Linked DNA regions of Mus musculus: region 2 is linked to region 1. A link is a contact called in ENCODE Hi-C or POLR2A ChIA-PET data. All regions are on one chromosome and are shown on one strand. The core of a region is the stretch at or near the end of the contact, and the rest is flanking DNA. Distances in the headings are between cores, read along the strand shown.

Region 1 (7,074 bases), core at 1,741-4,240:
GTTAACTCGGGTGAGGAAAGTCTACAGAGGATCTGGTTCCAGACTCCAGACCCAGCAGCTGTGTGAACAGAGTGAAGTCATTTCCCGTTCTGTAAAGTGGAATTAATAATAAGTGCCTTTCTTACATCACACTGTTATTACGAAACTCAAATTACAGAACCAGGGCGAAAGCTTTGTAATATGTGAGGTTATAGACCAAGGAAGGGATGGAAATCACCAACACTATCATCATCATCTTTACTGCAGGCTGTTATAAGGTAAAACCAATAAAAGTTCTAATGCATCAGGCAAAGTCCAGCCAAGTCAACAGAAACCACGGAGTACTGGGAACCAGGGGGAAATTCAAGTACAAAAATGAGAGGGAAGGGAGGGCAGAAAGCGGTGAGCAACCCAGGACAGCACCAAGCAGGAGGCAAGACCAGAGCACCTAAGACCTGGAATCACTCACTGAAGAATCCCCGCAGAAACAAGGTTGTCTCAGCTGATGGTTCCTAGTGGTCAGCAAAACCTATTAAAAGCCATGGTGTGGCTCTGAGAACTCTGAGTCAAGAAGAAAGTGCGGGCCTGGTGAGATTTCTCCTAGAGCCAACAGGTAGAACTTTGCTCCCATCTCTGCTGCCGCCGCCCGAGGTGCCCCTCACCCCAACATTTACAATAGCAAGCACCTTCCCTTCTATAATGTAAAGCCAGGGTCTCGGCCACCTCGGCCTCCCCTTCTAGAACCACCTCGAGGGATGGTAGGTATGTCTTCACAAGACTTATTCACATAGTGACGAAACCCGTGTGGACCATGTGTCCGTGGCCCTCTTATCATTTATATAAAGCCCCAAAACTGGCTGATCGGTCCTTTCCTGGGAGGACAGAGACTTGGGTCCAAGGTTGTCTCCCTTCGATGTTACAATTTTTGTTACGTTGTCGTTCTATTCAGGGCAGAGAAAAATGAAATCTTAAAAGAGTTGTTATTTTTGAAAGAGAAAAGAATCTTGGAAATTTCGAGGGCATTAGAGAGTCCCCTCCCCCGTTGTAGCCCTGGCAGAACTGTTAGGAAATCCATTCCTCTGAGGTATGTGTGTTTGCACTAAGCACATAAAATCTGTGTACATGTTCATATACAGACACACACACACTGTTCTTGGGAAGTGAAGATATGCTATCCAGAGCAAAGGCAGGGAGGAGAAGTGTTAAAGCGCATCTCTGTGCTGCACTGCCCTCTGCCTAAGACACGTGCACATGATGGGGCTTCCTTGTCTAAGGATGTCACTGTAGCTTTGGTGGAGAAATTCCTTAAGTGGCTTCTGATGGTCACACTTCATCTTCTGGCTTCGGATATGACACCTATAAGCTGGTGAGTTCTACTTTCAGGAGCCAATCGTGCGTGCTCATGAGCACATCCACACACATAGGAGAAGCTAGACCTTCCCCATAAAAAGGAAGAACAAAGGCAGGATTCCTGTGAACTTAAGAGAAATGCAAGCTTGTAGCTAATGAAGAAATGGAAACTAAAATGGTATCAGAACACAGAGGCTCATTTCCTCAAAACTTGATGATGGCCCCTGTTGAGGGGACCAGAAACCCGTCTTTATCTTAGGATTCCCAGGCCCCTCAGCTGCCCTGTAAAGGCTCATGTGACCATTTTGTCTCTCAGCTCTTTGAATTTGGCCTGTGTTTCTAGGAGACTTGAGTCAGGGACTGTATGTCTGGTCACTCAGGTAATTCACTACACAACTGGGAGAGGAGGGCCACTTCTACCAGACAATGTAACTGGATCCTTCCCAGTGATGTGGAGTGCTTCTACAAAGACATGATTGCTAATTGATTCTGTAACACTGCCATCTACACGTCATGATTCTCTCTGAGTCAGTCCCTTCCCTGTGCCTGATACCTTGCTCAGTAACCAGGACCTAACAATACCTCAATAAAAATCCTCAGAATTCAGAAGCAAGGAACTGGAGAAGATGGCCTTCACCTCGCTCAGACCCAGAACAAGCAAATATTGTAGAGAACAAAATGTTATGAGAACATGCCTGCTTCCTGGGTTATCCTTTAGAGAAGACATACAACACTGCAGTTGACATCTCTGGTTCTGAGGTAGAAAGGATCTGGGTTTTGAGTCACGGCTCCACAACTTACTGGGTCCTACTGAGCATGCTCCCAAACTGCCCCACGGCTGAATCTTCTATTCTGTGAGAAGTCAGTGAGACGAAGCCTCTATGGAGGGCCTGAAATGTGGTAAGACTTGCTCTATGCATCTCAGCTATAGTTGGAAAGTTACGATGTCAACTAATCAATTCAACAACGATCCCTGAGAGCAGACTTTCCCGCACCCAGACTTCCTATCCCAGGCGGGAGACTATGCCCAAAACCTACAAAGTGCTCAATAACAGCTGTCGGATGGAGGGGAGGAAGAAGGGGAAGAAGAAAGAGGAAGAGGAGAGTGGGAAGAAAGTGAGGATGCATGATGAAAGATGATGAAAGAGAGTCTGGAAAGTGAGGGGTCACTGACGGGGTCATAGGGGTGCAGCTCCTGTTCTGCCATCTCTAACTCTGTAACTCTGAGCTAGTCCATCCCTCTGCCTCACTCTGGAATATTTTAAGATGGAAGGTCCCTTCCCCAGCCAGCATCTGGTGGTGCCTGTCTAGTGGAGAGCAGAGGGGCAGGTGCTTGTTCCTGTTTGCAACACTTCCGCTGGCCTGAAGATGGCACCTCTGAGTCAGAAAGAAGCCAGTTTCTGCAGCCTCAGCTTCCAAGCATCTAAGTGCCTAGCAGACGGGATCTAGGGAAATCTATTGCTTGTTGCCTGAGGCAGTGAATGACTCCGCTTCCTTCCTTGCCTACCCCGCTTCTCCCAGTGCCCTCATATGGGGAGGCAGCTGGCTCTGTCATCCAGGTCCTGTTTCTTGCTGGTTGGCCTTGCGCAAAGGCACCCTGCTTTCCTGAGGACTCTTTCACTGTCAGCAAAAGGAGAATTACAGTCCCGGACTTAGTGCGAACTTCACATCAGATGCAGAGCACCGTGCCAAGCACCTGGTGGGGGACTCGTGAAGGATGGCTTCCATTTCTTCCAGGCCTTCCCCAGAATGTGGTCAGCACAGGAGAGGAATGAGTGGGACGACGAGGGAAGAGGAGATGACTCCAGAAAGATGACGTCACTCTGTGACAGGATGCTTCTGCTCGTATATGCCTGGTACTGCGGGGAGTGAATAAAGTCCTGAGTGAATGTTTGTTGGTGACAGGAAAAGGGCCACGAAAGTGGTCACGTCAATGCCACCAATGCCTCAGACTCACGGGAATTAGAAAGCCTTTCCCTGGTGCATGGATATTGGATACTGGCAGAAAATGTCCAGGGCAGCTTCCTCCTCCCGTGTGTTCACAGCCCGAGACTGCTCCCCATAGAGACCCCCACCAAGACTAGTTAAGTCTGCCCTCCTCCTTCAGCTGCATACTACACACTTGTTCAGCTGTGGACAGCCAACCCAGCTCCTTAGTACGGGTGTATGAAATGAACTGCTGAGTTCTATCAGAGCACATGACCCACCTGGTCCCAGCTTTCCTGCGCCTGTGCCTTTGTGCCTGCTTTCTTTTATTCCCTGTTGCCCCAGTCAGGTCAGTCCCTAAGCTGTTCAACTGTGTCCCTTCAAGGACCCATGTCTGTTTACTCTCCCCCTCGTCTCCCAAAGCCAGAGAGCAACGGTTGCCTTTCTGAATGAATAATGCAGCGGCTGCATTACGATCACCCTGCCCTTTGCTAGGCCTTTTGTGGGCTTTGACCTTACATATGCATATAGAGCTGCCATCTTTCCATATCCAGCTTCTGTGGCATGACCATGCTCTGTAAATGCATGGCTTTTACCGTGCAGTTTACTCTTCATATACTGAGCACCTCTGGGCACATGGCTGCCTGCTCAGTGTTCAACAGATGAGAGGTCCTGGAGGCTTGGCTGGCCTTCAGGCCAGAGATCCTGCTGCTAAGAAGGATGCACAGAGCCATCCAGGGTAAAGAAGACTCAAACGCTAGAAAATTAAGGCAAAAGACCATTGTACACCATTCCTCACATTCACATCCCAAGTGTTCTTTGGTTGTGATCACTTGATCTCTGTAGAGAGCTGAGTACCACCATCAGCAGATGGGGAAACTGAGTCTGTGAAGGAGACTTACCCAGGATGGCAGAGCCAGACAGAAGGACAGGGTCCTCTACTCCAATGAGCCAGTCTCAAGAGAGTGGGTCCTAGACAACAAGTAGTTTCAATGGTGTGAAAATGAGAACCACAGTATATTTTTAAAAATCATAAAGAGCTGGCTTCTGTCATGTGACTCACCAGCCCCAGGCCTGCGTGAGGCTGGGGTTGTATTTGTCCCAACACAAAGCTTTTAAGGAATGAATTGCCATGATCCTTGCATTGCGTTTGAAGAAACGCAAGCTCTCTTGGGGAATGGCTAGGTTGCAGGTCACAAGTTACTACACAGAGCCATGGTAGCGCAAGGAATAAGCCCCAAGCCTTCCCTGGGGAGTGGAAACTGCAGAGAGCATGACACATGACTTTTTTTTTTTCAAGGATGCTAACAAAGAGTTCAAACAGAGAAGGCATGTGATACAGAGGTCGGGGGCAGAAGACAGGGTATCCATGGAGAAGCTTGGGAAACGGATCTGCTCTGTCAGGACACTGAGACCATGTGTGAAACACAGCCTTCAAGAGCCTCTTCCCAAGGAGACTGCAGCGCTCTAAAAATGCTCCTGGGGAAGGAAAGCACACCAAATTTCTAATCTGTGGGGGGAGGGAGGGACTCTGAGGAAAAGGAAATGTCCCACCCACTCTTCCATGCACCCCCAACCCCAAGGAATCTGGGCCACCAGAGCAAGACCCTCTGGGTTCTTATTAATGAGCCTGTCGAAGATTCTGCCCAGCGTCCACAGACCGTGGAAATAATTCATAGCGACAGAGCGTGTTTATGTGGGATGACTGCCAACCTCTGGTTTCTTCAGCCTCAGTGCTCCCTCTCGCTCCACTGACCAACCAAGGCCTGTTAGGAGTCTGCCCTCAGCGACAGAAGCCAGAGAACACCCAGATGCTCCCCTCCAGAACCACCTGTCCCCAGCAAGGTCAAAGAAGCCACTCTCTTGGGCTCTGTATGGTCATCGCCCTGGTAACCTAAGAGGTTATTTCTCCCTCCCTAACCCAGTGAAATTCTGAGGGGGCTTTCTGGCTCCTGGTACATTTCTCAGAAATGCACTGGAGAGGCTTGGCATGACCTCAGGGAGAAGGCTAACCAGAACACAGATGCAAAGAGCAGAGCTTGCCTCTTGCCTCAGCCTGCAGAGGCCAAGGCTCAGCCCCAGACTTCCTCACGTCCTCACCCAGAGCCATTACGGGACCTCAGTTCTGGTGTTCTCACAAAGGGGTCCCGAAGAAGACCCACTGAACAGTGTACCATCGCCACCTCTACCACAAAAGCCAAACTCACCCATCAAATGCAAGAAATGGTCAACTGCATCACAGATATGGCAGAGGGGAGCCACCCTCTCTGATTTAAAGTTTCTCGTGAGTCTTGTGATGCCACAAGGGGACACAGCGTGGCATCCATCTCTGCAGGTTGTAAGCTTGTATTTAAACAGGGTTTGTGAGGGTTTTAAAGTCAAGTGTGTCCGCATCAGCCAAGGAAAAGTTCAGGGCATTTGCTCAAACATAGGCAGCAGAGGGATGGCTGAACTGAGAGTGAGGCTTGCTCTGTGACTAATGAGAACTAGGAAAGCTTCTCACGATTCCCTGTGCTGGGAGGTTCACTCATCTCTTGAAAGTGTGAGTTAACCAGCTAAGCATGCTTGTTATACACTCCATGCCAGCTTAGAGAGAAGACCCATCAATATACATATCCACGCAGTTATGAGCATCCAAGGACACACATTGAAAAGTACAAGTGCCGTCAACTATTTCTCATGGTAGTTTTGTTCCATAGAACTGCCATGGATATTTTAGTTATTAAACCATTGCTCCGAGGGGAAACAGAGGGTTAGGCTTTTCATAGCTTCTGCTCGTATCATTTCATCAACCGTCCAAACGCATCCTTATTTTATGTGTTTTTGTGAGCAGCATCTTACTTAATAGACTGGATGCGTTCACGCTGATTTCACAGGCAACAGCGCTGTCTCAGGCTGTATGAAATTTATCTCACATTCACTGAAAAAGTGAGTTGAAAAAGTGTTTTTACAGTATGAACTAAAATGAGAAGCCTTGCTCTACATCCCCAGGAGCATAGATGTGTGCTAGCCCAAATTTCACACCACTGCTGAAGTTCATGAATAGCTGAGGATGTTCTTCAAGAACCTACCTGGGGACCATATACAAACAGTAGCACATAAGAGACTTTGAAAATATACACTCTACATAATAAAAATTGTGTGCATGTACATTTATGTGTACATACATAATAATCGATATGATATAGGTATAGGTGTAAGCTATATTGCATGACTGTGGTCCCGGGATGCAGGCCACCAGGAACCACCCTCTCCAGTGTTCTAGGACCCACTGGTTGGCCTCAATGGCTTTAGAGAGCAGCGCTAGACTTGTCCCTTAGCTGCACTGAAGCCAGAGCTCATGCAAGGAGTATTTTGTGAAGCTCTCCCTGAAGGCCATGTCTGAAGCACCCCACGATTGCCCTCACCCCAGAAGTCTCCTTCCAGCCGCCTGCAAATCAGAGCCAGCTGAGACTCAAAGGTCCCCCCCAGTGCCTGCTCCTTGAAGCCCACACGGGCTGCCTCAGCTTCTGACTATGTCCACACCCTCACTGCTAGGCACAGAAGAAGGATGCTATATCTGATGCATCTGTCTGTGTGCTGATCATCCGGCAAAGGACTTGGTGTCCAGAAGCCCTTTAAACACAGAGTCACTGAATGTTAGAGATAATCCCAGTCCAGGCCCCTCAAAGTGAGCGTCCTGAACAAATTAGAATGGTCCGAAATGCAGGTTCCCAGATGCCTCCCTACACCTGTGAATGTGAACTTCAAAGGCAGGTGTCACTACTCTGCCCTATAACAAGTTTTCCAGTATGTTCTAATGATGCCTACTATGTTTTC
Region 2 (7,074 bases), core at 1,987-4,486, 280 kb after region 1:
ACAAGGTGTCACTGATGTGTGTCGGCACCATGGCTGTAGAAGGGATTTAGAAGATAGAGTTCGTTAACCCTGGGTAATTCAAGGCACTAAGTTACAAAGCCACATCTGAAGCATCTGCAGTGGCCATGTGCATTAGTCAGGGTTCTCTGAGGGATGGAACTGAAGCATCACAACTTGCCCAGCTCCTGAGATAGAACAAGAACATCCATCCTTTGAAAAGCATGGGGCAGGGACACACGTGTCCATTAAACGTTTCAGGAAGCTTTTAGAAAGGCTGAGATTATTCCTTCTGTTATCCTATCATTATCTGATTTTCAAGATCATAACCATCTCTTGATTGTTTTACCGTTTGGGTTCCCATGAATGCTTCCAAATTTCTTAATTTCCAAGTAACACATTCAGCTCTTCAGATTGTTTCCAAAGCAGGCAGGGAACTCCCTCAAGACTGCAGCTGACAATCCCATAACCAGGAAAAGACGATGAATACTAATCACCAGAAAAGCTGCAGTTTACAGGAAAGAAACGGGAAGTGTTGACATATTGCACAACACCCCCGAAAAAAGCAGGGCTTAGTAACAGAACGGTACACACAGGCTGACAACCTCATCAAGAATCCCTGGTGACATCATAAACTATGTGGAACAAGTTTTGTTTTAAAGGTTATTTTGAATGATGTGTGTATGTGTGCGCATGTACATGGCTGAGTGCTGATGCCGGGGAGTGCACAAGTGGGTTTCAGATCACTGGGAGCCAGAGTGAGCATTGCTGTGAGCTGCCGGACACAGGTGCAGGGAACAGTCAGGTCCTTTTCCAGTAGTGTGTGCCTTTAACTGATGAGCTATTTGTCTGGTCCCAAGTTGATGTTTTTATTATCTGTGTATTTTCCAAAGACTGAGGGGGGGGGGACGACGACAGTGGGACCCTTTTCTTTGGAGAGCTAGATAAGGAAACTGAAACATAAATTCTCGGATTTTATACTGATTTGGGGCTTCCTTTTAATTTCTTCTTTCTTTTCCTTCCTTTCTTTTCTTTTAAACACAGGGTCTCACCATGTAACTCTGTCTTGGAATACCCTATGTAGACAAGGCTAGCCTCAAAATCGCAGAGAATACCGGCCTCTGTCTCTCCATTGCTGGGATTAAAGGTGTGATCTGGTCCCAACTGCCCCTGGGCCTTATTTTTTACTTATATGTATTGTGTATACGTGCACATTTGCGTGTGCTGGTATATGCCTGTGTGAGGGCGGAGTGTCCATGTTTGCAGAGGCCAGGAGATAGACTTCGGTGTGATGTTCTTGGCATAGGGCAGCCTGACAACTGAGCTTGAAAGATCACATTTCTACCCCTTCAGCACTGGGACCCTAAGCTTGTGCCACCATGTCTGACTACATGGGAGCTGGGGACCCGATACTGGTCCCCGCATTTGCAATGAAGGACTTCACAGACTGAGATTTCTTTTCCTTCTTCCCAGCTTGGGTTTTAAGTAAAACAATTAATTAAATGAGCTAACGGGATTTCTTTCTCTCTGGTGTCTGATCCCACGCAGCACTTGAGGACAGTTGTTTCCTTAGCTGGCAATGACTCGGCAGAGGAAAGGGATTGCCGCTTTTGCTGCTGCTGCTGCGGCTGCTGCTGCTGGGAATCAGATCCAAGTCCTCTGCCAGGGGCAAAACCAAATGCCTCAGTGGTCCCCAGAGCACACCTTTGCCCATTACACAACGGCAGCAAGGAGGAAGCAAGCAGGCAGCTGACTAGACTTCCAGCTACTCTGTCAGAATCAATCTAGTTTCCACTGCAGGGATTAATCTAACATGCTGAGAGACGGCGCGGGCTTTCCCCTTTAGCCAATATGAAGCCATCACTAAGCCATACTCTTTACTTTTATTTATTTATTTTTATTTTTTATTTTTTAATGGTTTTTCGAGACAGGGTTTCTCTGTATAGCCCTGGCTGGTCTGGAACTCACTTTGTAGACCAGGCTGGCTTCGAACTCAGAAATCCACCTGCCTCTGCCTCCCAAGTGCTGGGATTAAATGCGTGCACCACCACACCCGGCTTTTACTTTTATTATAAGTGATTACACATAAGGCATTGCATAAACATGCTTGGTTAGTGGTTACATTGCAATCCAGCAGTAGTATGATGCAGATATTCAGTGTCTTAATAATTGAACTGGAAAATTATAAAAGTGGGCTTCAGGAGGAGGCCAAAGTGAACTACAGTGACTCATCGCCAGGGCCATCCTGACCTGAGCCTTCACTGAGATGTGCTCTTGACAAGAGAATGGTGCAGAGAATGACAAGATGTTTCCCTTCACAGGGTTCCACTAGTGAGGAGCCACAAAGAGCAGAAAACTAAGATACCAGCCGATCTTCTTTTGGAAACTGTGCTGAGATCAGAATGCACAAGCATACTTGCGATGTACCTACCAGTCACTGCTCTCGCTTACTGGCCACTCCTCCAGCTCCAGGCACTGCTCCAGATTATTCCTTTTATCCCCCGTGAACATCTTATAATGTCCCAATTCTCATGTCAGGGATGAAAAGACCAAGGAGCGGAAAAGGTTACATAACTTGCCGCCTCTCACGGTTGGTGGGCTGGAAAGGAACTCCCTGCTCTCCGACTGCACTCTGAGTGACGCATCGTCTCTACTTGACATTTTGGGGCTCTGTCCCAAGTACTCTGTAGGGTCCTAACAAAATGGTTCACATATTTTCCTGATGTTTCACACAGCTAATTACACAACCAATTAGTTTCCCAACCAAAAGATAGCATCTACGGTTTCTGCCTCTACTTCAGTCTGCTTAAGTTCATGGTAGAGATGAAAATGAAATCGGCCCCCAGCCTACATGTTTATCATCTTTTGGAGGTTCTCACAGGACAGATTTCCTGCTTAAAAACCTTTTAGCCAGACTGCTGCTTCTTGTTTTGACAGTCCAATCTTATTAGATCATGTTCTAGCACAATGCGGGCCTTGCTCAATACTCTGAAATTTCAGACCTACCAAAGCTATGAGCAACTTTTTGATTGAGAAGTCCACGACCTCATGTGAAACCAGAGTCATGGGAATTGGAAGAAATGCACAAAACCCCTGCGATGGTAAAGTGAAATATGACAACGGTGGAGTGACGTGACCCACAGTTCCAGGAGACATGCTTCCTCACGGTCATGACTACATGACAGCGTCTCTAAGGACTCCATGTGCTGGCCTGCTTTCAGCAGTGTTCAAATCGCCCTCACGTGGTTGGCAGGTGGCCAGAGAATAATGAGGTGGTAGGAAAAGGGCAGATTTTGCCAACGGAGGTTAGGTAGTCTAAATGGAACCAAGAGAGGGGCTGGCCATACAACGGGTGAGAAAAGGGTGTGTAAGGGGTGGGGGCAAACGGCTTACTGATGCAGTGATTTGCAAAGACTTGTTCACATTACCTCTGTACTATGGACTCATGACTCAGTTTTCAAGCCAGTGGAAGCCAAACAGGTATCTCGTTTCCCCTCTGCAGCTCCACACTCCCTTCCCCACAGACAGCCTAGCTTCAAACCTATGAGCAGCCAAAAGGGGACAACTAAGGATATGTTTAGCATGTACACTGCTGGGAACCATGGGGCAGAGGGAGAAGAGCTGTGACACAGAAACACCAGCAGGTAGGGATCGTCTTCAACTGTGTGACTTTACAAGAGGATTGATCAAAGAATGCTGCCCTTAGGAATTATATCTTAAAGCACACTGTAGGCCTGAGACTCAGTATTTGGCAACTTGTTAAAATTAGGTCAGGAGTGTGATGAGGAGAATTTGTACTTTTCACTTTTATTGTAGAGAAAATGGCACAGGACTCTGTAGGAACACTGTTAAACCTGCATCCAGGAAGTAGGCCAGGCTGAAGCTACGTCAAGGTAGAAGGGTCAATGAGGGACCTCCATGTCACTGAGGCAGACAGCCTCTACACGGCAGCCTGTGCTGTCAGAGACAGTACTAAAAGAAGCTGGAAATGCTGATTCTGATGGGAACCCTTCTAACTGGTGTATGTTGCAACCGAAGATACATGTGTATACAACTCCCCTGGCCAACCCAAACACATCTGTGGCTGGAACCAGCACACTGAGAGCTGGTGTCTGACCTTGGTGACCACAGTGATGACTCTTAACCCTTACAGCACAGAGAGGAAACAAGCGCTGGCTTGTCTTCCATAAAGTCACTTACACCGCTGCCTGGTCAAAAGACTCTTTGTAAGTCCAGCCTGTGGGACCTGCAGAGAGGTCCAAGAAGGCCATGGGCCTCCTTCACTAACAATGCCAAGCCTGTCGCTGTTGAGAGAGGGAGGTATTCTGAGGTCTTTGGGAGAATTTAGAAAGGTGTCAGTCAGGAAGATGAGGTGTTTGGTGGCTTCATACTGAGTTATGACCACCTGCTCTGAGCTCTCTAACTGCTTATTTAAAACTGCAGGGTTTGTTTCTTGTTGCCATGAGTGCCAAAGGAGCCCAACAGACATGTCATATAGGGCTGTCAACTGGCAGCTCAAAAGGTCTCCTGGAAAATTTCATTCGGCTACAAAGAGAAGACTGCATCCCCCTATGATCAGACACTTTAGCATCCAAGTCTGGATGCTTGCTTGCCCACTGTGCCTATGATAAACCAGACATTTTTCTACGTCGTGCTTCCAAAGCCCTATCTCCTGGCTGTCAGACTTCTTTTTCTTTTTTAAAGTCATTTTCATTTATGCGTATGTATCTGTCTGAATGTATTCAGATGCCTGTAGAGGCCAGAAAAGGGTGTCAGATGCCCCAGAGTTGCAGTTACAGACCATCTGATATCAGTGCTGGAAACTGAACTCAGCTTTGCAAGAGCAGCAAGAGTGCTTTTAACTGCTGAGCTATCGCTTCAGTCCCCAAGAGTGGCAGGCTTTGAAATCGACCATACTGTGTGGTGTGGGACAAGAAGGTGCTGTGTGTCTCTAATGCACAAGCGTGTGTGTGTGTGTGAGTGTGAGAGAGAGAGAGAGAGAGTGTGTGTGTGTGTGTGTGTGAGAGAGAGAGAGAGAGTGTGTGTGTGTGTGTGTGAGAGAGTGTGTGTGTGTGTGTGTGTGAGAGAGAGAGAGAGAGAGAGAGAGAGAGAGAGAGAGAGAGAGAGAGAGAATATGAAGGTATTGCTATATAGCTCAGGTTGGCCTAGAATTCACCATCCTGGTCCTGCCACTTGAGCCCTGTGATTACAGGTGTGTGTCACCAAGCAGGGGCCTTCATTTTAAAAAGGAGAGAGCTTCTTTTCTCTGGCATGGAAGTAATGGATTAGGTGCTCACAAAGTGGAGCTAGATGTTACACTCTTCTCTTCATGTTAGGTGAGAGCTGGCTTGGAGGGATCTGTGCTGGGCTGGGAAATGAGCCCTCACCAACAGATGCTGCTTTGTTAAGAGCCCTGTCTTGTGTACGCCAAGAATGGTGTTTGTCCTCACCAGGCCCTGTGGACTGTAGGCACTATTAACACCTCACTTGTAGAGGGCTGACGCACTGAGGCTAAGTGTGCTGTCCAGCACCCTACAGTGACTAGCACAGCAAGAATTCAAACCCCAGCGCCTCTGTTCGTCTATGAATTTTCCTTTCTTTCTAATTTTTTCTTTGTTTGTCTGTTTTTCTGAGAAGGATTTCCCTGTATGGCCTTGGCTGTCTTGGACTCACTCTAGATCAGGTTGGTCTCAAACTCACAGAGATTTGCCTCCCTTGTACGGTGTTAAAAGGTGTGTGACAACAGCACCTGGCTTTCTTTATTGAATTTTTTAAAGATCCATTTTATGTACATGTTTCTCTATGTGAGTTTATGTGTACCATGTACATGCAGGAGCCTCTGGCAGCCAGAGAGGACTTCTGTTCTCCTGAAAGCCGAGTTACAGGTGGCTGGCAACCTTTGTGTGGGTGCTGGGAACTGAACCAGCATTCTTCACAAGAACAGTGAGCTCTCTTAACTGCTGAGCCATCTTTCTAGCACCCTAGGTCTCTGTGTTAACAATGTTTAGCACAGAGGAAGCCTCTTAAAATGAAGAGGCCTACCAAGGTAAAGGTTATAACGGAAGATCAGACTACTTACTATAAACCAGAGGCCCGAGGCGTGCTGCTCTGACGCGTGGGGAAATGATGTGCTGCTTCCCAGTTTTACCCAGGTCCTATGTGTACTCTGAGATGTCTTGTATCTGAAAATGATGCACCCAGGGGAAAGATACAAGACATCTCAGAGTACACATTTGATCTAATATGTATGGAAGAGGGACAGAGTTTCCATGGGGCTATGGGGTCCCAAAAGGGCAAGGGGGTGGGACAGGAGGTGGAAAATAACGGCTTCTTAGTGTTTCTTTAAAATGGAAAGAGTCTAGTTCCTTGGCTTTAGCCCTTGAGCCTGGCTTTGGGATTAAGCTTATGTAGGACTCTCTAAGAATGCCCCATGACAAAACTTTGGGGTGAGCTCTAACTGATAATGCCTTGTCAGGGTTGTCTAATGGCTTTTGTACTGAAGAATCTATTTGCTCTGAAACTAAGCTCCAACAATAACTGTACAATGGACAGTTTAATACGGTGCTGATGAAAAGCTTACACACCAAAGCACAATGTTTAAACCTGGCCAGAAAAAACCGTACACAGTCAACAGTACATGCATTCTTAAAAAACCGTACACAGCTCAACAGTACATGCATTCTTAAAGCCCAAGGCTAGGCGAGCACTCGCCTCACGTCCTTAGGCCATGCTTCTCTTTAGTCAGTTACTCTCTGGCCCTGCTCAGCGGCCTCATGCATGTCCCACAGCACAAGCTCCCATCTTCCCATCACCCCCACCTCGACCCTAACCCTCTCTTGAGCTTCAGGTCTGCTTTTCCAGCTGCCTTCAAGAGACCTCACCCAATGTTAGCAATTCCAGTGCAGCTTTTTCTGATCCAGAATCCCCACTCTGCTCAGTGTGGTGGCTCACACCTGCAATCCCAGCACCTGGGAGGCTGATGTGGGAGTACTGTCATGAGTTTGCAGCCAGACTGGGCTATGTAATAAGTTCCAAGCCACCCTGAGCTGAGTGAGTTTACTTAAAGTGGTTTAAAAG

The links. A loop is a pair of places that touch in the nucleus more often than their neighbours do. ChIA-PET counts read pairs that join two places held with the same protein, here RNA polymerase II (POLR2A).
Region 2: a loop to region 1 is called in a map of Patski, with 2.8 times the contacts of the local background. The contact joins two enhancer-like sites. A Hi-C loop is called at or near these places in 1 of 37 maps with a recorded cell type or tissue (Patski). POLR2A ChIA-PET finds 5 or more read pairs at or near these places in 1 of 5 experiments (Patski).

What each region holds. Positions count from the first base shown.
Region 1 is chr15:59,824,275-59,831,348 of GRCm38, reverse strand. It overlaps Gm36819 (a long non-coding RNA gene), which reads right to left. Exons shown (of 3, transcript XR_384128.2): 2 at 4,158-4,227; 3 at 1-3,188. Among named protein-coding and RNA genes, the nearest start is that of Gm36819, 4.4 kb to the right of the region's middle. Within about 2 kb of position 2,990, at least 1 of the 3 ENCODE cell types and tissues checked has a DNase peak (open chromatin) inside an H3K27ac peak, as active enhancers do.
Region 2 is chr15:59,546,149-59,553,222 of GRCm38, reverse strand. All of the region lies in intron 4 of Nsmce2 (NSE2/MMS21 homolog, SMC5-SMC6 complex SUMO ligase), which reads right to left. Among named protein-coding and RNA genes, the nearest start is that of Gm36677, 69 kb to the left of the region's middle. Within about 2 kb of position 3,236, at least 1 of the 3 ENCODE cell types and tissues checked has a DNase peak (open chromatin) inside an H3K27ac peak, as active enhancers do.